Linked DNA regions of Homo sapiens: region 2 is linked to region 1. Evidence: read pairs that join two places in POLR2A ChIA-PET (ENCODE). Cell type or tissue: OCI-LY7. All regions are shown on one strand. Each heading gives the region's core, and the rest is flanking DNA. Links, peaks and the distances in the headings are about the cores only.

Evidence for each region. Peaks named below come from ENCODE experiments on the same cell type or tissue, not always from the same donor. Only the 100,000 strongest peaks of a DNase experiment are listed, where the experiment ranks them.
Region 2: POLR2A ChIA-PET joins it to region 1 with 10 read pairs; 5 of 35 experiments call an interaction of 5 or more read pairs at or near these places.

Annotation. Positions count from the first base shown.
Region 1 is chr6:156,744,695-156,760,726 of GRCh38, forward strand. No RefSeq gene overlaps it. Among named protein-coding and RNA genes, the nearest start is that of ARID1B, 25 kb to the right of the region's middle. RefSeq lists a silencer at 4,807-5,007 and enhancers at 8,075-8,144, 8,335-8,434. In OCI-LY7, for the core only: CTCF peaks have their summits at 8,037 and 8,239; DNase peaks (open chromatin) are centred at 7,687, 8,287, 9,167, 10,687 and 1 weaker place; H3K4me3 peaks cover 2,431 bases; H3K27ac peaks cover 4,548 bases.
Region 2 is chr6:156,931,627-156,947,658 of GRCh38, forward strand. ARID1B (AT-rich interaction domain 1B) reads left to right here. Exons shown (of 20, transcript NM_001374828.1): 4 at 3,840-3,950. Among named protein-coding and RNA genes, the nearest start is that of MIR4466, 160 kb to the left of the region's middle. RefSeq lists enhancers at 10,405-10,906, 13,607-14,335, 14,336-15,063 and a silencer at 12,829-13,123. In OCI-LY7, for the core only: CTCF peaks have their summits at 10,824 (motif pointing right) and 11,025; a DNase peak (open chromatin) is centred at 10,855.

The DNA.
Region 1 (16,032 bases), core at 3,691-11,690:
CTCCATCTGAAAAAAAAAGAAAAAAATAAATAAACTAAAAATGCTAGCCTAGCAACGTATTACTTTCTCTGTAATATATTTAATTATATTTGATTTTAATTTAGTTACTTTATTACTATGACTGCAATTGTCTAGCCTGTTTGGTTTGAGGAATTATTTATTTCTTAAATTAGTCCACTAATTACCTAATTAATGGTTTTAAAAAAAATAAGCCATTGAGCATCTAAAACAATTTGGAACCTGAAACAGTGGTTTGTAAACATAGTTAAATAGTTACTTCCATATAAAATCCTAGACTCATAAGTTCATAGAATTTTAGGGGTTAAATCATAGAATGATGTGATTCTCAGAGATTTAGAAAAATTAAAGAATTTCATTTCACATAAACCAGCATTTAGTATTTAGGCTATTTCATCCAGCATTATTGTCACTAATTTTCCTACTCAAACTGTTTCAGAGATAAGACTTTTGTGAGCATTAGTTAAGTCAAGGTGAAGACATAGCTGCTGATAAACTGTGTGTACAGTGATCTGAGTCTTTGGCAATGACCTTCCTATAGAATTGTGTATGGAATCTAATGGTGATTAACTTTTAAGTCAAACTTTGGTGCCCTCAAAAAATACAACATTTCAGAAGATATGTGAGATAATTTGGAAAAGAGGATGTGAGTAAAGAGGGAATTTGGAATATGTCCTCTAAAGAGGACATTGCCATAGAAATGATAAAGAAAAAAATTGGCAAAGTAATTAAGAACAAAGTTCTGAGCAAAGCTTGAAATCTCCATGAATGTTCTATGTCTTATATTCTTAATTTATTTTATTCTAAAGGTTTCATGAGACATGAAGATGGTCATCGTTATTCTTTGACTTTTCATTGTTCTTTCCGAATTTTTTTCTTCTTTCTGAATATAAATCTATCTTGGAGGTAATGACTATGTATTAAAGTTACATCAAACAACTATTTTAAGATTACATCAAATAGAAGAATGCATTTTCTTTGGAAAAATTGATTAAATCCAGTTTCTGTAATGAAAGATTTAAATAGGAATGATTTTAAATCAAATTTCTCCTGGATAAGGAGTCTACTGATAAAACTAGGACTATTCTTTTAAATGGATTATTTATTATACATTCTTGAGAAAACATTTTTTATTTGTATGACAAGGTGTTAATTTCCTTAATATCCAAATGTTCTTACACATTAATTAAAAGGTAAACAAGTCAATTTAAAAATAATAGATAGTTTTGTTTGTAGGGAAAAAAACCTGACCAATAAAAATATGCAAAGTTCAAACTCATTTATAATTGAAGATATGAAAATTTCTAAAATTGAGAAATGAATTTTCCTCTTTCATATTGCCAGTGATGAAAACATTTGTTGCAAGTGGGAAATCTGCCCTCTCTGGTACCATTACTAGGAGTGCAAGTTGATAAAACCTCCTTCCAGAGCAATTTGGCAGGATGTATTAAACGTTAACCTATAAATTTTACTTTTAAATTGAAATAACACATCTTTTGATCTTCCAGTTCCATTTAGAAATTTATCCTATGGTTTTTTACACATGAACAAGCATAATCATCACATTGGTTTTTTTTTTTTTTTTGAAATGGAATTTCACTCTTGTCGCCCAGGCTGGAGTACAATGGGGTGATCTCAGCTCACTACAACCTCTGCCTCCCAGGTTCAAGCAATTCTCCTGTCTCAGCCTCCTGAGTAGCTGGGATTACAGGTGTCCATCACCACGCTGGGCTAATTTTTGTATTTTTAGTGGAGATGGGGTTTCACCATGTTGGTCAGGCTGATCTTGAACTCCTGACCTCAAGTGATCTGCCCACCTCAGCCTCCCAAGTGCTGGGATTACAGGCATGAGCCACCGCACCCAGCAACATTGTTTTGTAAATAACCAAAACCCAGCTGAAGGTCCAGCAGTCAGGATCTCGTGTCTTCTATGTCACGGATATCTCTGCTTAAAGGGAGGAGATGGAGCTATATGTACTGGTAGAGAAAGATGTCCAAGATAAATTGTTTTGTGCAAAAAAAAGCAAGCTGGAAAACAATATATAATATAACCCTATTTGTCTAAAATAAATAAATGTTTTACTGAGGAGTTGAAGAGTGAGAAGTACTTTTGCTTTATACATTGTTCTATCACATACCATTTCTTTTCTTTTTTTCTGGTTTTGTGGTTGTTGTTGTTCTGTTGGGTTTCTTTGTTTGCTTGTTTGTTGCCATAAGCATGTATAATTTTTTATATAATTTATAGCTTATGGTGAAAGTCATTTTTACCTAGATTCAATATTTGGTTTCAATGTCTCTCAGTCTTCTGGGAACCACAATATATGCGCTTTTAGGAACTAGAGTAGGAATATTATCAGTCCCTTTTTTTTTTTTCATTTCTCCCCCGTGGCATTCCTGGTGGAGAGGCTCTTGTTTAACACTTGACTAAAGAGAGAAAGATGCCTCTGAGGTCAGAGAGGATGCTCAGAAAATTAGCATCACTGGGTCTGAGGGCCAAAGTGGGCTTTAAAAACAAAAGTTAAATGTGCTTTTATTAAAAGAAAAAAAAAAACCCTACACTTACATGCAGCACTTTTTTATTTCCTCTCATACAGTCTCACTTAACAGCCATTAATTACAAGTAAGGGAAGGCAGAGAGGAATTAATGGCACAAAAAGAAACGAACATTTTTAAGCTCTCTTTTGTGGGGTAGACCTATTTCCAAATAACTCTTCCAATTCTAAAAAGCAGCAACAACAAGAACCCAAAGTATTTTGCTTCACATCATGTAGATGTCAGTTATATGGTGAGAAAAAAATAAAATATTCATGCTACAGGAGAGTGGCTTTTGCAGACTGAAAAGCAACTGTGATGCACTTAGAAATGCTTATTTCAATGAGATTTTCTGCTATCAGTCTCAGTACATTGAAAGAAATAAAACAGCAGAGAAATAGGTTGTCCCAATAGCTGTTTTATTTATTCCTCTTATTTTCCTATTTGATCAAATTTTCTTGCAAACTCCTTTGTAGATTAAAGTTTATTTTAGTAGGCAATACCTTGGTTAAAGCTGCTTTGCAATAAGGAGGAGGATGGATTAAACTGCCCTCTTCCTAATTGCTTTGTGAAGCCTTCCTCTCTCCCTAATCTCACTGTAGTTTCTTAAGAAATGAGGCACTTACATATCCCAAGGGCTTAAACGGAGATTTCTGCTGCAGCGGGTAAAGTAGGGAGTTTGCTGCATTAATCATTGAGTAACATCAATCACGCATCCACTTGGGCAGTTAAATTTCTGTTGAACAAAGTACAGAAGTACCTGGGGTATGTCTCCCCCTCTTTATAAGTGGTGTCATTAGACATCTGTTGTGAAGACTGTAAAAATAGATTTCAGATGCAAACAATGTCATTTTAATGCTAACACAGTGCTAGGCACATAGTGAGTAATATTCTATGAAAAGTATTGAGTAAATAAATTAAATTCCATATTAAAGTATTGCACCAATTCCCTAACCAGACTATTAACTACCTCCTTACTCCAAATTTGTCCATTGCAGCAGGAATATCTTTTTTAAGCATCATTTCTATTTCAGACTCATTTTTAGAAGACACAATAGGTCTAAATTTTTGCTCACATAAAACCTATATTGATGTTTCATCTTGAAAGGTTTTCTAGCAATTGGTTTCCTTCTCCCTCATTCCTCTTTTAAAAGATAATTGTATATTCACATGATCTTTGCTAGCCTAGAGCACATGCGAATTTGCTTCGTGATTTGCTTTCTCTAATCCAAATGCCATTTCTGCCATCTGCAATGCCTTTCACCATCTCCTTTACCACTCCAGATCAATCCCATTCTGCTCTTATTGTCACTTGTCCTCTCAGCCAACTTTGCAGAATTCAAGTACAGAACAGTGTATTTATAGTAATAAAGTATGGGGAGTTTTATTTCTGTTTTACTTGACTTTATGTCAACCCCCTAGAGCTTCATTATCTTTTGTGGAATGTAAGCATAGTGAAGGCAAAGGCCGCTTTTATGACTTTCTCATTCTCAACAAAATGATTGACATGTACAAGAGACTTCATGACTTAATTTCAAGGGTCTGCTAACATCTCAGCAAAAAGATCAAAGTGACTTCATTTGAAAATAAGAAGAAATATGATATTAAATATTAATGGGAAGAGTCAATAATAAAAAGTGTTAAATATTTGCAAATGAGTCCAAAAGTATAATGAAATTCAAATCAAAGTCTCAATTGTGGTGGATTTATGTGTTTTTGTTTGTTTTGTTGGAACATTAAAAGCATTCTAAAGGCCAGGCACAGTGACTCATGTCTGTAATCCAGTAGCTTTAGGAGACTGAGGTACAGGGCTCTCTTGAGGCCAAGAGTTCAAGACCAGCCTGGGCAACATAGTGAGACCCTGTCTCTACAAAAAATTTAAAAATTAGCCAAACAAAGTGCCATGCACCTGTAGTACTAGTTGCTCAGGAGGCTGAAGCAGGAGGATTGCTTGAGCACAGAAGCTCAAGGCTGCAGTGAGTTATGATGTTGTCATTGCACTCCAGCCTAACTTACAAAGCAAGATCCTGTCTCTAAAATATTCAATAAAACAAAACAAAATTACTCTAAAACTCATCTTAAATGGTGAACTTGTATTTATTTATGGAAAAGAATCTTTTAAAAATTTTATCAGGAAGAATATACCGTATCAGTTATTATACACTATTCAAAAGCTAGAATAATTAAAGCAATGGAATTGGTAGAAAAATAGATGTATAGATCAACATCGCATAACTGAGAATTAAAAATGATCCATGGACATAAGAGAATTTAGGTTTTTCTACAGAGAGCATTTTGTATCAGGAAATAAAGGATGACATATTCAATAAAGGTTGAGACATTTGGTTAACCGTTTGGAGGAGGAAAAATTTAGATTCCTACCATATAACAAAACAAATACTAAATGGATTAACAATATCAAAGTAAGTAAAATAAAAACAAGACAACAAATAAAAGTACTAGTGGATTGTAGGCTTTTTTTTTTTTTTTTTTTTTTTTTTTTTTGTCGCTCAGGCTGGAGTGCAGTGGCGCGATCTCTGCTCACTGCAAGCTCCGCCTCCTGGGTTCACGCCATTCTCCTGCCTCAGCCTCCGGAGTAGCTGGGACTACAGGCTTCTGCCACCACGCCCAGCTAATTTTTTTGTATTTTTAGTAGAGACGGGGTTTCACTGTGTTAGCCAGGATGGTCTGGATCTCCTGACCTTGCGATCCGTCTGCCTCGGTCTCCCAAAGTGCTGGGATTACAGGCGTGAGCCACCGCGCCCAGCCGACGTTGGTTTTATAGTACGATCTCGTCATCTTTTATTTATCGATCGAATTGCCTTTTCATATAGTTTACCCATCTATATATCTATGTAAGTATCTATTTTGAAGTGCTTTTGGTTTCTAGAATGATAGAATTTCTTTTTTTTTTTCTTCTTTCTTTTTTTTTTTTTTTTTTTTTTTGAGACTAGTCTGGCTCTGTCGCCCAGGCTGGAGTGCAGTGGCGCGATCTGGGCTCACTGCAAGCTCCGCCTCCCGGGTTCGCGCCATTCTCCGGCCTCAGCCTCCCGAGTAGCTGGAACTACAGGCGCCCGCCACCACGCCCGGCTAATTTTTGTATTTTTAGTGGAGACGGAGTTTCGCCATGTTGGTCAGGCTGGTCTCAAACTCGTGACCTCATGATCTGCCCGCCTCGGCCTCCCAAAGTGCTGGGATTAGAGGCGTGAGCCACTGCGCCTGGCTAAAATGATAGAATTTCTAAACTATTTTTTTGGTTTTTACATTTCTGACTACATTGCATTGTATGTAATATGAAGTGTGCTCTGTAGGAAGTGAATACGTTGGTATTTGGGTTTTGTTCGTTCGTTTGTTTGTTTGTTTGCTTGTTTGTTTTGAGACAGGGTCTCACTTTGCCGCCCAGGCTGGAGTGCGGTGGGACGATCTCAGCTTACTGCAGCCTCAACCTCTCAGGCTCAAGTGATCCTCCAGCCTCAGCCTTCTGAGTAGCTGAGACTACAGGCCCGCACCACCACACCCGGCTAATGTTTTTGCATTTTTTGTAGACATAGGGTTTTTACCATGTTGTCCAAGCTGGTTTTGAACTCCTGAGCTCAAACGATCTGCCAGCCTTGGTCTCCCAAAATGCTGGGATTACAGGTGTGCACTACTGTGCCTGGCCTGCTTGTATTTGTTGATGTATTTGTTGTGTCTAGACTGTGGTCACTCTACTAATTATCTGTTTCCTCTAATTATTGGGGGCAGGATTCTGTATATGTCCACTAGAATGTGCTTATTAATTGTGTTGTTCAAGACATTTTATATTTCCTAGTTATTCATTGGCTTGCTATGTCAGTTTCTGAGAGGGATGTGTTAAAAATATCTACCATGTGGGATGGCGGGAGGGAGAGCATTAGGAAAATTAGTTAATGCATGCTGGGCTTAATACCTAGGTGATGGTATTAAGCAAAACACCATGGCACACGTTTACCTATGTAGCAAACCTGCACATCCTGCACATGTATCCCGGAATTTTTAAAAAAAGAATAAAACTACTCTGTATCAGCCATGCAAAAAACAAAACCAAAACAAAAACCTACCATGATTGGGGAATTTAACAATTTCTTTTAGTTTATCTATCATTGTTTATCTTTATATATTTTTGTGGCTATATTGTTGGGTGCAAACAAGTTCAGGATTGTTTTATTTTCTTGATAACTCTTCTTTTTATTAGTCAATAATGACTTTTTATACCTAACATTATTGCCTTAAATTCTATTTCATATAATTGGTATTGTTTCATTACCTTTATTTGTTTAGTACTTACCTGAAATATTTTTCAATAAGTTTACTTCAAATTTTAAGAATCATTGTATTTTATGTTTCTGAAGAACATGAGAGCATAAAACATAGATAAAATTTGTATTTCAATTCAGATAATCTCTGATTTGTAACAGGTGGTTTCATGTTTACATTTATGAGGATTCCTTATATTGGATTTATTTCTATCATCTTATTTTATGTTTTCTAGTTACCATATTTTTTCTTATTATTTGGGTTTTTACTTTTTCCTGCTCTCTACTGCATTTCTTGAGTTTGTTGCCTTTTTTTCCTCCTCCAGTGTTTTGAAAGACACGTATTTTATTCCTTTTAGAAGTTACCCTTAAATTTTGAGTATGTCATGCTTAATTTTTAAAAAAGCTAAAGCTCAACAGTAGCTCCATTTTCTCTCTCCCCATGTTATTGTTCTCTAATTTGTTAGTTTTACCAGTTTTTGAAAATCTCTCTAAATTAGCCTTTATTATTAGAGTTGTAGGGTATCTCATATACAGAACTTATCTTCCTGTCTTGAAATTAGAATTCATATGGAGAAATAAGGGTGGAAACAGGCAAGAATGAGAGTTGAAAATCAAAATACAATGTTAGCTTTATTTCAGGTAGGTCTGATTGCAGAGAGAGATTTTAGATCTGTGGACAGATGAGCTTGCTGATACTGTATTCCTGAATTAAATGGGCTTCATGCCTGATGGCAGAGTGGGACAACAACAAGTGTCCCCAATAAGGCTGTTTGCACAGACCACGCAGACAAGAATGCAGCTTCTCTGGGAGATGCAGCTCTGAAGGAGAGAAAACAGTAGGGGCTGAGCCAAGCACGTTGAGGCCTTTCTTCTAAACTTTGCAGTCCTCCTGCCTGGTGGAAGAATGGTTGAGGAGGCAGAAAGAAGTGCACAGTGTTCTCATATTATCACTTGAGGAGATTAGAGTAGACCTTTTCTCCTCTCTATGGACATATGAGCGGGAAACAGTTGTTCCTCTAACCATTGTTACTATTATTGCTGCTGTTATGAAAGTTGTTTTCCATATTCCCTGCAAAAGTCTGATTTACCTTGGAGCTGATATTTCAGTTTCAGCTCCCTAGTCTGCAAAGACACTTCCAAGGTCCGGGAAGAAGAAGTAGCCCCAGGAGAGTTAGAGGAAGGCAGCTCTGCCAGCCTGGAGGTCACTCTGCTCACCCTAGTGGTAGTCCTGGAGCTGCAGCATGGGGGTTGGGTACCAGGCCCCAGTGACAACTTGAACCTTAGGACATCAGCCTCTTCCCCAAGGAAAACATTCTGCGACACGGCTCTACTCCCAGCCCCAGGGCCATGTGACCGGGCTTCATGGTCCCTTTGGCACACGCTCTGCCCCTGACAACAGCCCTGGCAAGGCCGAGGGTGGCAGGGATACTGGGTGTGGTAAAACCCAGTCGACCTTGACCAGCTTGCTGTGACTGTGAGATCAAAGGGCTGAAGTTATGTCTGAGGATTCCCCTCGACTACCAATAACAAATTGTGAAGCTAAAATAAACTTTTCTCAACTATGACTGATTAAAAACAAATAAATTTTGCTACTTCGGGAGCTGAGGCAAAGAGGATCATTTGACACCAGGAGTTGGGGGCTGTAGTGTGCCACAGTCACACCTGTGACTAGCCACTGCATTCTAGCCTAGGCAATATAGTAAGATCGCATCTCTAAAAACAAACAAACCAACAAACCACAAATATTGACCTACTGTGTTAGAAGACTAATCTATCCTTACAAGACAGACTTATCTCTCTACTTTTTTAAAATAGAAGATGATACTTAGAAATTATTGTCACATTAAGAGGTGATCAAAGAATATATAGCCAAAAAATGTAAGGAATAAAATGTATAAAAAAGAAAGGGATTGGTTATAATAAAATAATTGAAGCTTGTATTTTAGTCCCGGATTTTGTGATGTTTTGAGGCACTTAACTACAACTTAAATTGTCGTGATTTTTATTTTTATTCTCAGTAAATCTAAACTTTTGTACCTAAGTATTTATTAATAATTTGGTATTCCTTTCTTTAAAAAGCACCCCCCCCCACTCCCCCGCCAAACTATTAAAGCTTTAGATCCCACAAAACTTGGGCCAAACTCAGCTTTTTTTGTTTTACGAGTCATGTTTGCTGAACTAGGTGCAGGGGCTCACACCTGTAATCCCAGCAACGAGGGAGGCTGAAGCAAGAGGATTGCTTGAGGCCAGAAGTTTAAATCCAGGCTGCAAAACACAGTGAGATCGTATGTCTCTACAAAAAAATTTTACAAAATTAGCCGGGGATGGCGGCATGTACCTGCAGTCTCAGCTATTTGGTAGGCTGAGGTGGGAGGAACCCTTTAGCCCAGCAGTTTGAGGCTGCAGTGAGCTGTGATTGTACTACTGCATTCTAGCCTGGGTAAGAGTGAGACCTTGACTCAAAAAGATTTTAAAAAATTTTTATTTATTTTTATTTTTTGAGACAAAATATTGCTCTGTCACCTAGGCTGGAGTGCAGTGGTGTGATCTCAGCTCACTGCAATCTCTGCTTCACAGGTTCAAGTGATTCTCCTGCCTCAGCCTCCCAAGTAGCTGGGACCACAGGCATGCACCACCACACAAAGCTAATTTTTGCATTTTTAGTAGAGATGGGTTTCACTGTGTTGGCCAGGCTGCTCCCAAACTCCTGACCTCAAGTGATCCGCCTGTCTTGACCTCCCAAAGTGCTGGGATTATAGGTGTGAGCCACTGTGCCTGACCTGTTTATTTAATTCCTTTGCTTACCATTTCTCCTTATTTTTCCCATCTCTCTTCCGGGTCCCTTTTCCTTATTGATCAAGTACAGTCATGCAGCACGTAATGATGGACTGCGCATATGACAATGGTCCCATAGATCGTGATGGAGCTGAAAAATGCCCATGTGATATCACAGCTGCTGTAATATCATAATGCAATGCATCACTCACTTGTTTGTAGTGTAAGCAAACCTACTGAGCTGCTAGTCATATAAAAGTATGGCACATACAATTATATACAGTACATGTGACTGGCTTTTATATTTACTATATTATACTTGTTATCATTATTCTAGAGTGCACGCCTTCTAGTTATTTTTTAAAAAGTTAACTGTAAAACAGCCTCAGGCAGGCCCTTCAGGAGGTATCCAGAAGAAAGCATTGTAATCACAGGAGATGATAGCTCCATGTGTGTTACTGCCCCTGAAGACCTTCCAGTGGGACAAGATGTGGAGGTAAGACAGTGATGTAGATGATCCTGACCCTGTCTGGGCCTAGGCTAGTGTATGTCTTTGTATCTTGGCTTTTAACAATATTTTAAAAGGTGTTTTTGTTTGTTTGTTTGTTGTTTTTGTTTTCGTTTTGAGATGGAGTTTCGCTCTTGTTGCCCAGGCTGGAGTGCAATGGCATGATCTCGACTCACTGCAACCTACTCCTCCTGGGCTCAAGCAATTCTTCTGCCTCAGCCTCCCAAGTAGCTGGAATTACGGGCATGCACCACCACACCAGCTAATTTTGAATTTTTACCAGGGATGGGGTTTCTCCATATTGGTCAGGCTGGTCTCGAACTCCCGACCTCAGGTGATCCACCTGCCTTGGCCTCCCAAAGTGCTGGGATTACCAGCATGAGCCACTGCGCCTGGCCAACATTTTAAAAGTGTTTTAAAAAAGTAACGAAAGGAAGCTTGGCCAGGTGCAGTGGCTCACCTCTGGATTCCTAGTGCTTTGGGATGCCAAAGTGGGAGGATGGCTTGAGGCCAGGAGTTTAAGACCAGCTTTGGGCAACAAAGCAAGACCTCGTCTCTACAAAAAAAGTTAAAAATTAGCCAGGTGTGGTGACACACACCTGTAGTCCCAGCTAATCAGGAAACTGAAACTGGAGGATTGCTTTTTTTGTTTTGTTTTGGTTTGTTTTGGGTTTTTTTTTTGAGACGGAGTCTCGCTCTGTCACCCAGGCTGGGGTGCAGTGGTGCGATCTCAGCTCATTGCAACTTCTGCCTCCTGGGTTCAAGCAATTCTCCTGCCTCAGTCTCCCGAGTAGCTGGGATTATGGGTGCATACCACCACATCCAGCTAATTTTTTTTTTTTTTTTTGTATTTTTGGTAGAGATGGGGTTTCACCATGTTGGACATGCTGATCTCAAACTCCTGACTTCAAGTGATCCGCTCGCCTCAGCCTCTCAAAGTGTTGGGATTACAGGCGTGAGCCACTGTGCCCGGCCCAGAGGATTGTTTGAGTCCCGGAGTTCAAGGCTGCAGTGAACCATAAAAGCCCTGCTGCACTCCAGACAAGACATCACTATTGTAGGTTGTTTTTTGATACATTGTATCACGTTTTTTGAAACAAGAGTGAGAACTTGTATCAAAAAAAAAAACGAAAAGAAAAAAGCTTATAGAATACACATATAAAGAAAGAAAATATTTTTGAACAGCTCTTTACTGTGTTCATGTTTCAAGTGTTATCAGAAGAGTCAAAAAAGGCCAGGCACAATGGCTCATGCCTGTAATTCCAGTGCTTTGGGAGGCTGAGAAGGGAGGATGGCTTTAAGCCAGGAGTTCAAGACCAGCTGGGGCAATAAAGTGAGAACCTCCAGTCTCTAAAAACAATTTTAAAATGAGCTGGGCCTGATGGCACGTGTCTGTAGTCCCAGTTACTTGGGAGGCTGAGGTGGGAGAATCACTTGAGCCCTAGATTTCGAGGCTGTAGTGAGCTATGAGTGCAGCACTGGACTCCAGCCTGGGCAACTGAGCAAGAATTTTTTTTTTTTTTTTTTGAGACAGAGTCTTGCTCTGTCACCCAGGCTGAAGTGCAATGGCACAACCGCGGCTCACTACAACCTCCACCTCCCAGGTTCAAACAATTCTTCTGCCTCAGCCTCCCAAGTAGCTGGGATTACAGGCGCATGCCACCATGACTGGCTAAATTGTTTTATTTTTAGTAGAGACAGGGTTTCACCATGTTGACCAGGCGGGTCTCGAACTCCTGACCTCAGGTGATCCACCCACCTTGGCCTCCCAAAGTGCTGGGATTACAAGTGTGAGTCACTGTACCCATCCAAGCAAAAGAGAGAGAGAGAGAAAGAGAAGGAGAAGGAGAAGGAGAGGAAGGAAGGAAGAAAAGAAGGAAGGAAGGAAGGAAAGGGAGGACAGAAGGGAGGGAGGGAAGAGAGAGAGGGAAAGAAAGAAAGAGAGAAAGAGAGAGAGAGAAAGAAAGAAAGAAAGAGAAAGAAAGAAAGGAAGAAGGAAGGAAGGAAGGAAAGAAAGAGGGAGGGAGGGAAGGGAGGACGCAAGGAAGGGAGGGAGGGAAGAGAGGAAAAAATGAAAAGGAAAGAAAGAAGAAAGAAAGAAAACGAACAGACGGAGGGACGGAGGGAGGGAGAGAGGGAAGGAGGGAGGGAAAGAAGGGAGGATGGAAGGGAGGGAGAGAAGAGAGAGGGAAAGAAAGAAAAAGGAAGGAAGGAAAGAAGGTCTAAAAGTTTTTTTTAATTAAGATTATAAAGTGAAAAGGTTACAGTAAGCTAAGATTAATTTATTATTGAAGAAATGAATGAATTGAATGCAGCCTCAGTGTCCAGTGTTGATAAAGTCTACAGTAGCATACGGTAAAGTCGTAGGCCTTCACAGACACTCCCCACTCACTCACTCACTCATCCAAGCAACTGCCAGTCCTGCAAGCTCCATTCATGGTAAGTGCCTTATACAGGTGAATCATTTTAAAATCTTTTAAATTGTATTTTTGCTGTCATCTTTCCTATGTTTAGATACACAAAATACTTAGCATTGTGTTCCAGTTGCCTGTAGTGTTCAGCACAGTCACATGGTGTACAGGTGTGTAACCTAGGAGCAACAGGCTGTCCCACACAGCCTAGGTGTGGAGTAGGCTATGCTGTGTAGCTTTGTGTAAGTGCACTCTATGATGTTCACACAAAGATGGAAGTGCCTAACGATGCATTTCTCAGAATGTATGCCCATCATTAAGCGACACATGACTGTTTATTTGTAGTTCTTCCAGTGAAGGTCTGTTAATGGTGAATTCTAATAGGGTGATCATTTAGCCCTCACTCTTGAATAAAGCGGCTGGATAAAGAATTCTATCCTGGGGTTTTCCTCCCTTGGCCAGGCACAGTGGCTCATGCCTGTAATCCCAGCACTTTGGGAGGCCGAGGCAGGTGGATCATGAGGTCAAAAGATTGAGTCCATCCTGGCTAACATGGTGAAACCCTGTCTCTACTAAAAATACAAAAATTAGCTGGGCATAGTGGCGTGTGCCTGTCGTCCGAGCTACTCAGGAGGCTCAGGCAGGAGAATTGCTTGAGCCCAGGAGGCAGAGGTTGCAGTGAGCAGAGATCGCCCCACTGTACTCCAGCCTGGTGATACAGCAAGACTCTGTCCCAGAAAAAAAAAAAAAAAAGAATTCTATCCAGGGGTTTTCCCTCCTTTCAGCACCTAGAATTGTTATGTCACTTCTGGGGTGTGTCACTGTTGTACAGAATTGAACGTTTTCCTTTGAAGGTAGCCTATTTTACCCCCTGTCTTTTCTGTGTCTTTGGTGCTCTGCAGTTCCACTCTCATATGTCTAGTTTTGAATTTGTTTTTATTTAACCTGCAAGGGCCTGGGGGCACTTCAACAATCTGAGGATTTATGTCCTTTTTCAATTTTGGAAAAGTGTCACTCTTTAGCATTTTATTTTTTTAATTGTTTTTAATAAATACTGAGAAGATACAAAACAATATTTTAAAAATATGTAAGGTATAAAGTATAATGGAAAAAACAAAAAATGAATAATAGTACAACCCCTATGTCCTCGCCCTCAAGTGTAGGAAAAGAGTGCCAAAGCCACACCATTGCTTTTGAATTCCTTGTCCGCCTCCCTAGACCCGCTGGTTTCCATTCTGGAGACCATTATAATCCTAAATTCGATAGTTATCATTTCCTTGTAGTTTCACAAAGAAATATAGTTATGCATGTTTTAAACTGTATATCATTTGACTAAAGCTGTGTTTTTCTTTGTTTTCTCCACTCAAAATTATGTTCTTCAGATTCTCGTGCATTGATGGACACAGGTGTAATTTATTCATACTCATTACTATATAGTATTCTGTCACCCATATTTTATTCATTCTGTTGTCAATGGACATAGATTTGCTTCTAGTTTTTTTATTAGTAAGAATAGTGCTGCTTGGGCTGGGCGCGGTGGCTCATGCCTGTAATCCCAGCACTTTGGGAGGCCAAGGCAGGCAGGTCACTTGAGGTCAGGAGTTTGAGACAGCCTGGCCAACATGGTCTCTACTAAATATCCCCATCTCTACTAAAAATACAAAAATTTGCCAGGCGTGGTGGCATGCACCTGTAAGCCCACCTACTCGGGAGACTAAGGCAGGAGAATCACTTGAATCCGGAAGGCAGAGGTTGCAGTGAGCAGAGATCATGCCACTACACTCCAGCCTGGGCAACAGAGTGAGACTCTGTCTCCAAAACATAAAAGTAAAAATAAAAATAAAAGAATAGTGCTGCTTTAAGCATTTTCATAAATGCCTCCTGGAACAGGACAGTTTCTCTAGAGTTTACACCTAGGAGTGGAATTGCTAGGTCATAGAGTATGTATGTGCATTTTCACATAGCAAAATTGGTCTCCAGAGTGACAATTAATTTACACTTCCATCAACAATATATGAGAAATTGTCTTGCTTCACATCCCATTCAACGCACAGTAGTGTCAGGTTTCCATTTTTGCAAACTTTGTGGATGTGTAACAGTACTTCATAGCAGAATTAATTTGTATTTTCCTGATTGCTAATGAGTGAGTGACATTTTGTACATCTATAAAACACTTGTGTAATTATTTTGACTCTTTGGTGAAAATAGATGTCTTTTTTATTGATTTGTAAGAATTCTTTACATGTTTAGGAGACTAATCCCTTGACAATTACACATTTAGCAAATATCTCATCCTAGTCTGTGGCTGGTCATTTCATTCTCATTAGAGTGTCTTTTGATAAATAGATGTTTTCATTTTAAATGTAGGCCAATTTGTCAATTTTTCCTTTGTGGATTTCAATTTTTGTTTCCTGTCTAAGAAAATGTTTACATCCCTAAGTTCAGATGAGTATTCTCCCAGACTAACTTCTAAAGTTTCTGTAGGGTTGTATTTCACATATAGCTCATTAATACACATAGAGTTGGTTTTTGTGTGTGACGTGATGTATTAGTGTTAAGTCCTAAGTACCCTTATGTATTCTACTCTTGTTTGTTTTTATAAGTATGTTCTTATCTACCATCTCACTTATATACACAGCTATACTAAGGGACGTAGAAAAATGGTACTTTTTGAGAAATTTATAGACTTGATGCTTAAAGGCTGAAAATTAAGTAGCTGTGTTTTCAAACTTGAGTGTTAAAGAATAACAGAAAAAAAAATCACAAAAAAGTAGGATGAAGACTGCTATAGAGATGAGAGCAGAAACCAAATAAATAACCACCATATAAATAATAGATCAATTAAACAGAAGTCAATTAAATAGGAAACACATAAATAATAGAAATGCTCAAGGAATCCAAAATACTGCTCTTTGAAAAGTCTAAAAAAGTAGATATCTGGTAAGACTACTCAAAAAAACAAAAGAAGAAAAGGCAAAAATAAATATTGTTAAACTGACAAAAGTGTCATAAGTTCAGATGCAGCAGAAATTAAAAGGTTAAGAGAATGCTTTAATCAACTTTATGCCAATAAAATTAAAAACTCAGAAGAAAAAATACTCATTTCCAGAAAAATGTATGTCTATTTTGCATCTATCCAGCTAAATTCTCTTGTTAATTCTAATAATTTCCCTGTGCATAATTTTCAGTTTTCTGTCTGGAGCAGCTATACAATACATGAACTGTTACAGTATTACTCTTCCCCCATTGTTTCTTTGAATGTCACTACAGTTGTATTTCTGGAATGCCAATAAAAGTATAGTTATTTTGTACTTCTCATTCTGTCCTCCAGGCCTCCTAACCTCTCTTTTGTATTTTCAGTTTGTTTGTTTGTTTTTTTTTTTCTGAGACAGAATCTTGCTCTGTTGCCCAGGCTGGAGTACAGTGGCATGACCTCGGCTTACCACAACTTCCGCCTCCCAGGCTCCAGCGATTCTCAGCCTCAGCCTCCCAAGTAGCTGGGACTACAGGT
Region 2 (16,032 bases), core at 4,182-12,181, 190 kb after region 1:
TGGGAAGTATAGTGATACCCCATCTCTCAAAATATTAAAAAAATAAATAAATTAGGCCGGGCACGGTGGCTCACGCCTGTAATCCCATCACTTTGAGAGGCCGAGGCAGGCTGATCACTTGAGGTTGGGAGTTTGAGACCAGCCTGACCAACATGGAGAAACCCCATCTCTCCTAAAGATACAAAATTAGCAAGGCATGGTGGCGCATGCCTGTAATCCCAGCTACTCGGGAGGCTGAGGCAGGAGAATCGCTTCAACCCGGGAGGTGGAGATTGCGGTGAGCTGAGATTGCGCGATGCACTCCAGCCTGGGCAACGAGAGCAAGATTCCGTCTTAAAAAAAAAAAAAAAAAAAAAAAATCAGCCAGGCATAGTGGTATGTGCCTGTAGTCCTAGCTACTAGGGAGGCATGGGTGGGCTGAGGCAGGAGAATTGCTTGAGCCTGGGAGTTAGAGGCTACAGTGAGCTATGATTAGGCTGAGCCACAGATCGAGACCTTGTTTCTTAAAAAAAAAAAAAAGGGGGGGGGCGGGGTGAAGAAATACCAAACTGAAAATTTCTGAAACAAATGTGTAATTACTACTACGCTAAACTTTTTTCACACCTTTGTTTGTGAGTCAGTTTCCCTTTAACCTTTGACTCGTAACATAAAGAAGGTTAAGGCCAGAGTCCATCAATGGTTAAAAGATTGTGAGTGAGATGTAGAAAAACAGTACTGATGAATTCTGAAAGGGGAAACCTCATTTCCATTGCCTGGTTCTTGTGCATTGCAGTATTACCACAATATGGCATTCTATACAGCAGATAAATGTAATTATTTATATGTGTATATTGGTTTACACACTGGTGTTCACTGGCTGCTTAAACTTACAAATAACCAAAGATGGCAGTAATGTTTTAAAGTGTAAAGCTGTGCTTCTTTGTTTATAAAATATGATGCTGAACATATTCTTTATTTTCTGATACTGTCATTGCCTTTTTACTGTGTATTTGCTCTTCTTGAGATGAAAATAAGTATGTACCAAAAAATAAATATAGCTTTTTAAGATGAAAAAGCTCAAGTTTCTTATGGAATATTTTTATATCATTATTAAAACAGCCAAACAGACTTTATAGTCCCACTGTAAGTTATATGTAGTTGTTGATTGTTCTAGGTTTAAACTTGGCACCTTTTCTATGTGCTCCCTTATTAAATTAATACTTATGTTCAAACATAAGCTGAGGCAGAACACGTTTCCTTTTCAATAGTTCTCACTAAATTTTGTTTTGATTTTATTTCCAACTGTACTTAATAGCTGAAAGCTTCTTGTGGTTAGGAATAGTATTTGAGATTTTGGTGGCATCTAATTATTTTGAACTTTTAAAGCCTTAAAGAGTGAAATATAAGGCCACAATACATTTTTCTGATAGCTTTCATAGTCTGTTAGTCTGTGTTGCTTATTTTAGGGGGACGATGTCTAAATTGAAATGTTTATCCACTATAGTTGTAATGATCTTTTTCAGCCTCTTTAGAAAGCAGTTCATTGAGCGAAGAAGAGAAAATAAAAAGAAACATAAAAGGGTAATATGCATAGGACTTTTGAGCCTGTTACTATTTCCTAGCTGAAGTTTACTTTAAAAAAAAAAAAGTAGGCATTGGGCAGACACTGTGTGCACGTGTGTTGGAGGAGGAGGCGGGGCCTGCTCATTTGTTTGCCCATTGTGAGGCTGTCCTGCACCTTTGTGCTTTTTTGTAACAGGGTGAAGGCCCCTGAATAGAGGCCTTGTGCCCTGCTTGATTTGAAATCCATGCTGTTTATGGAAAGGAACCTGCAGGGCACCCAGCGGGAAGTCTGTGTGACAAGTGGAAATCTAGAATCTGGAAGAAACGTGGTGTTTGAGGGGGAAGGTGGTGGGGAGAGTGGTCATAATCTTTCAGCCTTTGCTTTTGTGCCCCACAAGCTTAATTGTCACCCTCTGCTGGCAACCAGATTGCAGAGCCACTCTGTAAGTGTCCTTGGATTGCCTGTGCTTACTCTCACCTTATTGTTATCAAATAAAAACCTAGACAAATAGCATTGAATTCTCTTAGAAAAATATGATATGAACTGGGTACATTACTAGTAGAGGTTAAATATCTGAGGCTTTTTTTGTTTGTTTTTTGTTTGTTTGTTTTTTTGGTGGAGATGTATTTAAAGGGAAGAAGGGCTACATGTGAAAAGCTGGAATTATTGGCACGCTCCTGTATTTCAGAGCGTGTTGAAAAGCAGGTCGCACCAACACTAGGCTGGTTAAATCCAGTTTGTACAGCTTGTGTACTTGGTGGTACCAGCTATTGCTCCAAAGTTTCCTGGCTTAAGAAGCCATGTAATTTTAAGTGTGCAAGAAAGGGGTGGGACAGCAGAAGCTTTTTATAGGATTTCAAGTAATAAACATTAATTTTTAAAGCAATATTCCAGGGACTTAACAGAAGTAGAACTTGTATATGATGTTTCTTTAATACCAACACATATTTGAACTGACAAGGGAAGGGAGATAATTTTATTTTAAAGCAATATTTTCCATTCTTTTTTTCTCTTCAATTAGAAACTGGTTCTTCAACTTTCAGTGCCAATTGAGACATGCTATAATAAGTATTTAACAATTCTGTCCTGCTGTTTGACTTCAGGGGGAAACGATGGTAGAATGTTTAGTAGCTGAGCATACACAGGTAGCTAGAGATCTGGTATACAGTAAATGTGGTGTGGTGTGGTATTTGGGTTATATATGCTAATTATTTCAGCACAATGCTGAAACCATGCAGAATACCTCTTGGAAGAGTGTTTGACAAGATGCCAGAAAGGCCGTGTTAATTATAAGTTTATTGTGCCTATTCAGGTTTTTTGGGTGTGTTTTGTTCCCCACTGTTGTTTTATTCTTTATGATGGTTCTCTGAAAACTATGCCCCATGAACATATGGAGTTCTATATATGCGTGTTTATTGGTTTTATAGAAACCTCAGGATCCTATGAGCTTAATAACGATTTACGCTGTTATGTGGGTAATTGAGAGGACCTGTTAAGATATAGTTGATAGTAAGGTTTTCGTTAGTTATTTCAACTTTTTGAGGTAATATTAAAGGCAGTTTGACCAAAATCGGAATTCAACAATCCAGGGAGCTTTTGGTTTGCTCTGGGTTCACTCTGGGTTTAAAGACAGTTTGGTTTGGCTACAGCTGACCTCCCTCCCTGTTTTTATGAACTAGTCTTCTTCCTGCAAAACTCAAATACAGTACTTGGTATGGTCTCATAATAAATTTAGTTGTTAATTATATATATATATATATATATATATATATATATATATATATATATATATAGTTTATATTTCTGCTGTTATTCACTGCTTTTTAAAATTTTTGCTTCTGATAATGTATTAAATTATAGCCATAACATATTTATATGCCTGCTAAAATGTAACAGTTGTTGGTTGTGATAAGCTTTTGTTTTGTTTTGTTCTGTTTTGTTTGACACAGGGTCTCGCTCTGTCACCCAGGCTGGAGTGCAGCGGTGCAGTCAAAGTTCACTGCAGCCTCCACCTCCAGGCTCAAGCTATCCTCCCACCTCAGCCTCCCAAGTAGCTGCACCACCACACTCGGCTAATTTTTTATTATTTTTGTAGAGATGGAGTCTCCCTACATTGCCCAGGCTGGTCTTGAACTCCTGGGCTCAAGCGATCTGCCTGCCTTGATCTCCCGAAGTGCTGGGATTACAGGCATGAGCCACTGTGCCCAGCCAAGCTTTTGTTTAATTTTAGTTACTGAAGAAGCTTATAACTCATTGAGATATTTATGAAGTGCTTTGTGTTTGTGTTTTTTTTTAGGACATGTCTCAGGAAGGCTATGGAACTAGATCTCAACCTCCTCTGGCCCCCGGAAAACCTAACCATGAAGACTTGAACTTAATACAGCAAGAAAGACCATCAAGTTTACCAGTAAGACATTATTGTGCTGATTTGGAAATGTAATGAGTTAAAGACTTTTAGAAAGAGCTGTTGTTTTTGTTTGTTCTACTTTATATTATGACATGATTGAGAAGTTTCTAGACTTCAGGTTTATTTTGTGGTCAATTTTTCAAGGTTTACCTTTTAGGAGCTCTGTAGTCCTGGATAAGTCTATTTCATGTGTATATATCTCTGTTGCAGAGTGTAGACATCAGTTGGAAGGTTTTATGCGGCTGGTCGATTTTGTGTGCAGGTGGTTATTGCTGTTGTACAGTTGAGCTTTCTTTAGGCTGTTGCTTTTTGGCAGCGATACAGAACAGAGGTGTCCTTAGAGGAGTCAAAACTTAAAAGAAATTTGCACTTTGCAAAGGATACAAATGATGAGATAAAATACCTGATAGTAATTTGAATTTCTTCTAGGACTTTCTATTTATGTAATGAGAAATCACCCAAAAGAAGGTAGTTTGAAATTTGAGGCCAGACGCGGTGGCTCACGCCTGTAATCCCAGCTCTTTGGGAGGCCAAGGTGGGCGGATCACTTGAGGTCGGGAGTTCAAGACCAGCCTGACCAACATGGAGAAACCCTATCTCTACTAAAAATACAAAATTAGCCAGGTGTGGTGGTGCCTGCCTGTAATCCCAGCTACTCGGAATGCTGAGGCAGGAGAATCGCTTGAACCCAGGAGGCAGAGGTTGTGGTGAGCCGAGATCACGCCATTGCACTTCAGCCTGGGCAACAAGAGCGAAACTTCATCTCAAAAAAAAAAAAAAAAAAATTGACAAAGCTGTTTATTTCCACCAATAAATAGTATATGGTGATTGGGGTTTCTATTTATAAGAGTAGTGGCTATTATATGGGGTATCATGTTGATGCTCATAAATAGTTCATATCTACTTAATTTGCCTTCTTTTATAGAGAACCTAATTTAAAGGAAGTCTTCTTTATTAACTAAAAGAATAAATCTGCAGGAGGCTGAGGCAGGAGAATCACTTGAACCCAGGAGGCGGAGGTTGCAGTGAGCCGAGATTGCACCACTGCACTCCAGTCTGGGAAACAGAGCGAGACTCCATCTCAAAAAAAAAAAAAAAAAAAAGAATAAATCTATACCAATAAATATTTTTACATTTATTTGAAGAATTGTTGTCATTGCCTAGTTTCTATGGAGAAGGTTTGTTTTAAGATGGGAATTCAGTATAGCCATGATTTTAATTGGAATTTCAACTATGTTTGCATTAACTTAGATTTATTACTTCTAAACATTTGAGAACAGACATTTGTAGTGAATGTTAAACATGACATTTGACATGCGTACCATACCATATACATTTTAATGTATATGCAGATTTAGAGAAGGTAAGTGATGACCACAGGATGTCTACTGTCTTTGAATCTGATGGATATATTTTTGAAACTCTAATTTTTATACCTTTTACTTTTATGTGAGAGAGGGTGAAATCTTATTGTGGTGTTTTTCCCCCCCCCTTTAGTAGTGTTAATGTATTTGTTGTCTAGGTATTTGGTTTTGAAGGAGGGAAATAGGTAATGGATTTTGTGTTGTATGCTGCTAAACTTTCTGTAGCAGATAGTTCGCAGCTTGGTAAGCATGTAGTGTGTACGTGTGTGAGAGAGAGAGAAGGAGAGAGACAGAGGCATGCATGCTGTCGATAAATACTACATTTGCCAAGTATTTGGAAATTAGCTTTTGTGGTTCTATGAAATTTAAATAGATGCATGGGAAGCAGGTAAACAGTGAATTCCACTTTTTTCAGCAGTTTTTTAGTGGTTTTGGAGAGGTTCGACCTTGTAGATTTGTCATTGGCTGATGATTTTGTACTGTGACACAGGTTGGTAAATTTGTCATAAATGGATGCAGATTTTCTGCATAGCTATAAAAATAGTTTGTGGTAAACTGCTTTCTTCATATCTACTCAGAAACTTCAGCATCACTCACTAGTGCGTGCCTTTTGCCATGGATCTGTGTTGGATTGGATGGTTGACATTCAGCTAACTCTACAGTGTTATTAGGGATGGCATGAAGTATTGTAGTTTCAGATAACTGACTGAAGAGTTTGGTCTGGGATAGGAGCTTTTAAGTTGATTGCTGGAAGAGTGGATGAAGGCATTTAGGAGATGAACGAATATAGTCATCAACTGTTTAAATGTTTTCTGAATTGTTCTATTTCTGTCTTGTTATGTATGTATAACAGCTATCTTCCTTAACCTTTATCTTGCCTACTTCCCAAAAGTATTTAAAGTTGTCCATAATGTAAGTTTTTTTTTTAATGAAATACCCCAATTGGTATTTTCTTTCCGTTTTTGTAACTCACAGATAAATAAGATGCTGGTTGACTCAATAGTACTTCAAACACATTTCAATAATCTTTAGAGAGCAGAGTTTCCAGGTTTTATGTTAAGTATGTAGAAGATTCAGTTACTGAATAAAGGACAAACTGTAAGATAACCTGCTACACCTAAAACCCCCAATCTGTTAGGATGAAATTTGGCTGTAGTTAAATGAAATTTATTGCACCACTTTTTTTTTTTTCCACGAGGGCTTTGCATGTGTAAAAACTTTCTGTATGGGGCTTACAAATATTTTAATTTATGTGGATACTTATAATAAGTTGCACACAGCTAAGGTCATTGTGGTTTCAGGGAATGATTTGTTGATACTCTGTTACGGCTCTAATAGTCTGTATTTTACAATGTTACTTTTATTAGATACTGTAGTCCTCTAACTTGGCTGGGTTGATTCTGGAGAGCCCATGAAGCTGTATTTGTTATCACATCTGAATTTGCTGTTGGATCCTTTGTAGATTTACTGTTGTGCTATGGTTTTCCTTTTCAGGTGTCAGGGATATAAATTTTGTCTTTTCACCTACAGTCAATCCATGATATTTGAAACCTGTAGTTTTGTAATTTGGAATTAAGTATATTGTGTTATCTGTACCATTTATGAAATGCAACATAGTGATTCTAATGTGTAATTATTCTGTTCATTTTATGTAATGACGATGACAAGAATGCCTCTCAAGTAGTAATTTCTTAGTCTTTTTGCTTACAGATAGGTTTGTAATGTTTCTGCATGTGATATTTTCTACCTGTATCCTAAGTAGATTTTTCTTTAGCATGTTTGTTACAATGTAACAACTTTGCATTATAAGAAATCAAGGCATTTCCAATATCTTTATGCTACATCTATACTTTGATCCCTCAGCAAGTTGTCCTCACTGTTGTGTGAACCTGTTTTTCTATATTTGCATGCCATTAAATTCTTGATGACCTTCAGTAGGCAATGCAGTTATGTTTTCCAGCTAACTTAGATAGACCTTCACATCATCTGCAGAAGGCAAATGATTGATAAATTAATAACTTGTTCTCTCGTTATCTTGGAGCCATGACCAGTCATATTTACTTTTTGCTTAGTGGACTCAGACCTAAGCACTGAACAAATCCTCCTTAATATCGTCCACTTATTTCTATACCTCTTAGTCGTACAGCATTTCCCTGTTTAGTTGTATTAGTTTATACATCCTTGGTATTACTGTTATTGATAAATCTTAACATTGAAGAGCTCTCTTTCTTAGACTATTATCACTTAAAATTTGAGCACATTTAGCTTTCACGACCTCTAATATTGGTATGAAATAAACCTAGCATTTAAGCTAAAGACACAGTGGAATGTCTAAAAGATGCTGTCAGTTACTTATTTTCTTGTTTCATAAACATTGGATATCCCTCAATTTATATTCCAAGATAGCCCTCAAATATGATTTAATACACTTTTTGTTGAGTGTTCTGTTAAATTTTCACCTCTTGTGGCATTTATTATTTATCCTTTTATTATAGTTATCCTGAACATTGTCTTCGCTCCCCTATTTCACTAGAAGCTTTTCATGGTATTTATTATGTCCTATTCAGTAAATATTTTCCTCAAAAATTTCTATAAAAATTATTTTAAAATAAATTATTTCCTCATTTTCAGAATTTTCTTTTAATTGCTAAGGGATCTGTTAGGTGGCATTGAATGGCTCTCGGGGCACCTGTGCTCTCTGTGCTGGTGCTGCTGAGTGATTAAATGGGTGGATGTCTGCATCGCCAGGTGGGTGTTATTCTTAAAATGATTCTATTTTACCAAGTGACATTTGGATTTACTTTGGTAACCATAGCTTTAGGAAAAGAAGTGGACACTTTGGATAATTAAGCTAAAAATACCCTAAAAGCATTCTGTTCTTAGTAATACATCTTTTTTACTTATAAAAAATTAATTGACAGAAATGGTAATCATAAGTTCAGTAATTATATTACAGATGGGTAGTTAATAAAATATTCGTAAACATGTATAAAGGGAAGTAAACATGAAAAAGGAAAAAGTTTTATTTTCTTATAAAACACTATATAAGCACTTTCTTATAGTGCTTTTCCCTCCAGGGATCTGAAGAGTTGTTAATATTCCTCAGTTTAAAAATAACTAATTTGTTTTATTCTTCAGAGAGGCATGCTGCTAGCTTTGTATTTCAGATAGGAGGTTCATTATTCTGTTTACCTAAGATATAGAATACAATCAGTTTGGAATACAATCAGTTTGGCAGTCATACTCTAAGAGCGTTTGAAAATGGACTGCTTTGTTAGGACTTTGTGAAATATTTCTATAAATATTGGCTGTTCTAGAAGGCTCATCAGGTCATTAAAAACCTCTTTGTGACCCTTTCTTCCTTAAATAGGAAATATCTAAAGAGGTTGGCATGAAAACGGTTTGATCTTTCTGAGTTAACTAAAAATCCCTGAATGTGTTGAATAGTGCTTATGGCACTTTTGTTGAGTTTGCAATTAGACGGAAATATTGGGCTTTAGATAAAACATATGTTTTTTGGCTCTTTGTGAAAGGAAGGAGGTAGTAAATGCTGGTCGTTCTTTGAAATAGAGGGTGTTAAACAGGATATTGGAAGCCTGAAAGAGAATGGTTGGAAAACTTTTATTACCAAGAATATTCTTGGGGCTTGGCTATTAGCCGCAGAGCATGCAGCGTTCTGCCTTTAATTCAAGAAGAATACTCTGTTTGTGTTGGTTTTTGTTTCTTAATCTTTAATGACACTTACGTTGGTTAGTGGCAAAAGGTCATGTGTTTTGGAAGCATGTTTGAATATTGCTGACATTCATATGGATGTTCTAAGCATGTAGATTTGATAATACTGTGAATGATTGGAAACTACCGGGAAAAGCTTTTTAACTGGGTTCAGCTTTTTGCTAGTTCTCAGTCCAACCCAGCTAGAAATGTAAATTGCTAAGACCATCTGAACCTGTGAGCTGGCAGGTTTTGGCAAAAGTTAAAATCTACCAGGTAAGAATTAGGTGTATGGCTATTGAATGAAGTATTTTGAAACCTTTTTATTTGAGGTTGATTTAAATGGTTGTCATTAAAAGGTTAAGAGTGGAGCTGTCTTCCGTTGATTGATCCTTCTCAAATCCTTATGAACATTAAAAAAATTATAAGTTAATGAAGGAAAACCCATATCTGTCATCAGGCTTATCTCAGTGTTCAGGCATGGATGATGCCTGTGTGTTGCTGAAGACTTAAGCTGTTTATTATCAGTATTCTCAAAATGTTATTAGGCTATGTTGAGTTTTAGAGTTTCAGAGAAAATACTTTATAAAATGGAAGCCTCCTGTGCCAGGGAGGAAGAGGAGGTTCTCTGAAGGATGGTGCCCTGTCCCCCAGAACAGCTACAGGCATACCTTATCATCTGCATCGTTTCAAAACCAAAGGTACAGATGCATTTTGATGTCTTGGGGAAGTTTTAAAGGGAACATGCAATACTTCAGCTTCTTAGGATTCATCAAGTTCTTGAACATAATTTTCATCACTGGTCTGTTCTATCTGGAGATATCAGTTATTTTTGGATTAAGATTAAGAGCATTTCAGGACCTTGCTGGAAAACCTGAATTTAGAAAATATGATAGTGACTCTGACAGATGTTTATTTTCCAAAATGGATTATTTCTTTAGGATGTGATATCCTGTGATTTTATTCCCTAGGATATTTTCATGATATTGATAGTCATTTTGAAAATAGAGGATAATGCTTGAACTTGAACAAGGTAGGAAGCAGGAAGGTATGTCTGTCTCCTTCTTTCAAAACAATCTTCCATTTAAATATTTGTTCTGTAAATGAAAATTCAATAAAACCTTAACAGTTTGGAATTCTTCCAGGAAAAAACAGGCTAAATATAATGGAAAGTCTGAATAAATTAATATTGAGAAAGAACTATAGTTTGCTTTTAAATAATTCAGATGTTTGTGTGCAAAGTGTTTCTAAGTTGACATACTCAGTTCCCGTTAAAATAAAATTCTGAATTCGTCATAGCTGAGATATTTGCTTAGTGGTAATGTTTTAATTTTAAGAATTTGTTTAATTTTTTAAAATACATTTCAACTAAGCATGCCCCTGAAAACTTTTTCATATAGTATTCTGAAGATTTCCATTTAAAATATGGGGGAAATGAATTTCAACCCATTTTATAGGAGTGTCAATTAGTTCCTAAAAAATTAATGAAGGAGTATGAAGGAGTACTATAAAAAAATAGACACTAGACAAAATTGGAGATTAAGAGAGGCTGAAGCATAACTGATTTGCAGGATATTGGTTTTGATAATAGAAGGATAAGGATGATCTATAGTTGATAAATGAGGCTCATTAAGTAAGAGATGATAAATGCAGATATTCCTGGCTAATAGAAAAGTCAGCATACAAATTTTGCCATAACAAGTGAGGGATGGGCAGGCTTTGACCAGCTTGCAGCTCTTCCAGTGACCTCTGTGAGGCCACGGAGCTCTTCTGTGGTCTGGATGCCTGGGCCACAGAGGCAGCGTGGACCCCATGGGCCTCAGGCCAGCAGAAGGGGGAGCCAGAGTGGGTCTCAGGGAGTCTAGAGCCACCTAGAGCAGAGCTTACAAGGAGCTCCACAATGGTGCAGAGGCCAGGGCAGGACTGCAGCTCCTGCAAGTGTAACTTTTTATTTTTTATGCTAAAAAGAAAAAAAAAAAAACACATGACTCTAATGTTCTGAGGTCCCTCTTCTCACCCTAGCCTGCACTTCTGGTTTTGGCATGGCAGTGCCTGCCATGTTGGGCTAGATGCCACCATCTTCACCCACCCATCCTCCTCCTCCTATTGCTTCTCCTGGGCATTGGGATCTGCTGCCTCCAGCTCCTGCAGGCAATGGCCAGTGTGAGGCGTTGAATGCATTCTACTTTATATTATCCAAGTTAGGTGGGAAATAGCTTTTAATTTACAGATTTTCACTTCGCAGGTAACTCTGAAGGCACACATCTGTTTTATATAACAAGGGATATATAACCAGCAGGAGCTCATAGTAGCATTTGTAGACTGGTTATTTGCTTTTATGTTTCTTTGGGACTGGAAGTAACAATTTTTAATGTTAACTGTCAGTTTAGGAGAGGAAATAAATACATGTAGAGAAGGTTCTACCTGAGCCAAAATTTCCCATTCTTCCCTCACAATGTAGGATTTTAGAGGTGTCTCTCTTGTTTTCTCATCTTTTTCTTTTGCCTTCTCTAAATTGTTGTAAAATAACTGAATGGTCTTGTTTTCCTTTGTTTGGGTCAAGAAATTTTAGCGGAAAATTGTTACTGTGTGAAAGAAGATTATTGACTCAACAAGCCTTCAATTTTCCGTGAATAACACTCCCACCCCCTAGCTTCAGGAACATGCCGTGCGTGCATTCTATTTTAAAATATAGACTGTAATTTAAAACAGGCATTTTGATGCCCCACTGAACTTTGTTTAAGCCTGGAATAAAAGAGGAGAAAAAAGCTGTAAGCCACAAAAAAGTGACTAAGCTTTCTCAACTACTTTTCTTCATAATGCATTCTTTAAAAAAAAAAAAAAAGCATGTTGGTACGATTGTCTCTTTCCACAGGACCGAAATTGTACCCAATTTTAGATCATGGTGTGCACATCTTTCTACTTGGTTCGTGATTGAGATACCATTTACATTTTTCAGTGCACAGGTTTGTATTTGTTGCTGTCTGTATGCATGCATCTGTGCATATGGTACGTGTTCATTGCATGTGAGAATATTCTAAAATTACGTATATCATTTTTAGCACTCACTTACTAATAGCTAATTTTTTAGAGCTCTTGATTTAACCTGATTATTAGACTGAAATGAAATAAATATTTAACTACAATTTTATTTACCATCGGGTCATTGTAAAAATTGTGATTTGAAAGTAGTTTATATTACTTGCCTTTTTTCCTCCTCACAAAAATGAAAATAAACAGCTTATAATGACTTGTATGGAAGAAACAATTGCTTTACTGTTTTTATAAAATAATATGTTTTGGCTGGGAGACCTATTCTAATCGCCACACTGAATGCCAACAGGGCAGACTCTCAGCTAAGGTTCTGGCCTTGAGCAATACACGTCATTTCTCAGAGCTTCTGTTTCTTTGAAAAATGAGTAAGTTAGATTTAGGAAACTCTAGCACCTTCTAGCTCCAAAATTTTACATTAAAAGCCATCTTTGTTAGTGTATGAGAAAAAGCACTGATAAAAACGGGCCCTTTGCATTTGGGAAAAAGTCAGTGGAGTGAGTAAAGTGCGGGTACATTGAAATCTTCAGAAACGGCTCCTGTGTGCTGCTTGGTGGCCTCTCTTCCATTCTCCGATGCCATTTGCTTTTGTAGCAGGGACACTTGAACTTATTGAGGGATTTGGGGTTGCCTTACTGAGTATATAATCTTACTATGCAGGCCATTGGAGAGCCGCAGACCTTCCTGTGGTCTCCCTCTTCTTGTTCATCCTAGAGATTCCAGAGGTCCTCCTTCCTCTCCTGTATGATCAGTTTGGGAGCCGTGATGTCGTTGCATATAGGGAAGTCTAGGGAAAAGGAAAAAACTTCATGGGAAAGGGAAGGGGGAGGCAGAACAACCAACCAGCCAACCAAATAAATGAAAAAGCTGCAGGACGCCGAAATCTTTGTAATGCAAAGGCTAATGCCAACCGGATGGTTTTCTGAACCAAGTTGATCATGTGGCAGTTGCTTTTCATTTCTTGGTGGGGGAAGGAAGGCCCTAAGGGCATGTATCTGAGGCCTCCCTTCACCTCCAAACCTCAGGTTTACATTTGTTATACTAAAAAGTCATTCATAAACACACTATGCTTTTTAAACCGAGATTGACATGAATGGAAGTAGTAGCAACCCAGAGACATGAAAAACCACTGTTCGTCTTTAATGAAACCCAAGCTGTTTTCCTGGAGAATGCCTCCTGCATCCCCTGCAAGCTTTTTCTTCTTCTTCTTCTTTTTCTTTTCCTTTTTTTTTTTTTTTGAGACGGAGTCTCGCTGTGTCGCCCAGGCTGGAGTGTAGTGGCTCGATCTCGGCTCACTGCAACCTCTGCCTCCCAGGTTCCTGCCATTCTCCTGCCTCAGCCTCCCGAGTAGCTGGGACTACAGGCACTTGCCACCAAGTCGGGCTAATTTTTTTGTATATTTTTTTTTTTTTTTAGTAGAGACGGGGTTTCACCATGTTAGCCAGGATGGTCTTGATCTCCTGACCTTGTGATCCGCCCGCCTCTGCCACCCAAAGTACTGGGATGACCGGTGTGAGCCCCCGCATCCGGCTTTTTTTTTTTTTTTTTTTTTTTTTTTTTTTTTTTGTGAGTGTTTAGAGCTCACTGGTTTTGATCTGGGTAGAGTGGTGTGTTACAGTTCTCATTTTTACTTGTTTTCTCACTGCTCTTTCTGTCAGAGCACAAAATGGTATGCACTGAGGCAGTGGCAGAAGCCATGTCCGCTCCTCAGGCAGATGTCCTCTCTAAAGCAGGCCACAGTGAGCCTGGGGACCACCGAGTGTGCTGCGGCCTCCTGGCACCTGTGCCTGCAGATTCTTTCCTGTTTTTAGAATTTCCTGACTTGCGTAGGTAGGGATCTCCCTGAGTCTTTCTTTTCCCCATGGGCATGGGTGGTTGAGCTGTGCAGTGAGTCAGTCCACACCTGGGGAAAATGTGTAGTTGGTCTTTTGGAATTATGCTGTACCCGGAAAAAGTTTGGCTTTAGAATGGTAATATGACACTTCATTCATTGGACACTATTTTTGAAAGTCTGGTTGTATATAAATGAAAATAGTGTCTGGGCATGGTGGCCCAGCACTTTGGAAAGCCATGAGTGGGCAGATTTCTTGAGCCTAGGAGCTTGAGACCGGCCTGGCCAACATGGTGAAACCCCATCTTCACTAAAAATACAAAAATTACCTGGGTGTGGTAGGGCATGCCTGTGGTCTGAACTACTTTGTGAGGCCGATGTGGGAGGATGGCTTGAGCCTGAGAGATGGAGGCTGCAGTGAGCAGTGATCACGTCACTGTACTCCAGCCTGGGCAACAGAGCAAGACCCTGTCTCAACAACGACAAAGGTGAAAATATTAGTTAATGGACACTAGAAACTGCTAGTAAAAGAAGAATAATGGGCCAGGCGTGGTGGCTCATGCCTTTAATCCCAGCACTTCAGGAGGCCAAGGCGGGCAGACCACTTGAGGTCAGGAGTTCAAGACCAGCCTGGCCAACATGGTGAAACCCCGTCTCTACTAAAAATACGAAAAAAAAAAAAAAAAATGTTCGCCGGGCATGGCAGTGCACGCCTGTTATCCCAGCTGCTCGGGAGGCTGAGGCAAGAGAATTGCTTGAACCTGGGAGGTGGAGGTTGCCGTGAGCCGAGATTGTGCCATTGCACTCCAGTCTGGGCGACAGAGTGAGACTCCATCTCAAAAAATAAAAAATAAATAATAAATAAATAAATAAATATGCCCATTAGTGAGTGTCCAAGATAGAGGTGTGTGAATTTTAAAGACAGGGCTTCCTGACATCTATGTGCCTGCCTAAAGCCCACTCCATTCTTCTATAGTATTTCGAAAGTCTAGAGCTTTCAGGTTACTAAGCGCATTGTAACGCCCTTTTAACATATGCAAAACTTCATTTTCGAAATGCTGTCATGACCCTGGAGCAGGGACACAACTTGAGAGTGTTAGCTCAGCGATGCTGTGAAATTGTGGTGGCAGTGGGAGTGCAGAGGAAGAAAATTGTTGGAATAGAGGGAGGGAGGGAGGGAAGGAGGATAGATGCTTTTGAGGTTTTTAATCTGTGTGACCAGGATGTGTTGGTGGCGTTGCTGACAAACACAGGGAAACGGTGGTGGGAAGAGAAAGGAATGCCCAGAGATTTTTATGAGAGTAAAGCAAGTCCTGAATAACTGCTCAAATCCTGTAACATCTAAAAGGAAGCAACTCACTCATCTTTGCTACTAAAGCCTTATTTCTTATATAGTTCTTTATAGAAGTAAAACATTGTCATAAATTAGAATTGATGTTGAAATATTGATGGCATTGGCTATAACTTTGCATTTCATTTAAATTTTTGGAGATGATTTGAAGGGTATTGTAGCAGACTGTGTATAAACAACTCCACACATCATCCCAGAGTGTCTCTAACTGTAACTGGGACTAGGGCAAGAGCACAGTCCCAAGATAAAAATTGAAACTCTGTAGTTCAGTTGGGACTCAGGCTAGTCTTATTTTCTTTGCTTTTAGGATAGTGCAGTAAATTTCTATCCAAATAGGTTCCTTTCCTTGGGTAAAGACAAGTTACTTTGTATTTCTTTGTTTGATATATACTTTTGAATGATTTGGGCTACATTCTTACTTTAGTTCATTTTGGAGGAATATTTCTTAGTTTAATTTGTCTCATTATTAATTCCTCCTTCTCTGAAACTTTTTGGGGATATAGGTATGTATGGCATAGTCTACAAATTTAATGCCTTTACTTGTTTTTTTCTTTTTTGCAGATGTAGGGCGTGTGAGTATGGGGCGATGGTGCAGGGAACCTTGCTTTAACATGCTATTTTGAAAGATATCCCCTTTTATTTTGTAGAAATGGGTTACCACGTTGAGCACCAGGAGTTTCTTGTACATTTGGATCCTAGCAGAGGAAATGGGACTTTAGAAAGATTACTCTGAACTCTGAAGGGCTAATTTAAAAAAAAAAAAAAAATCAAGCC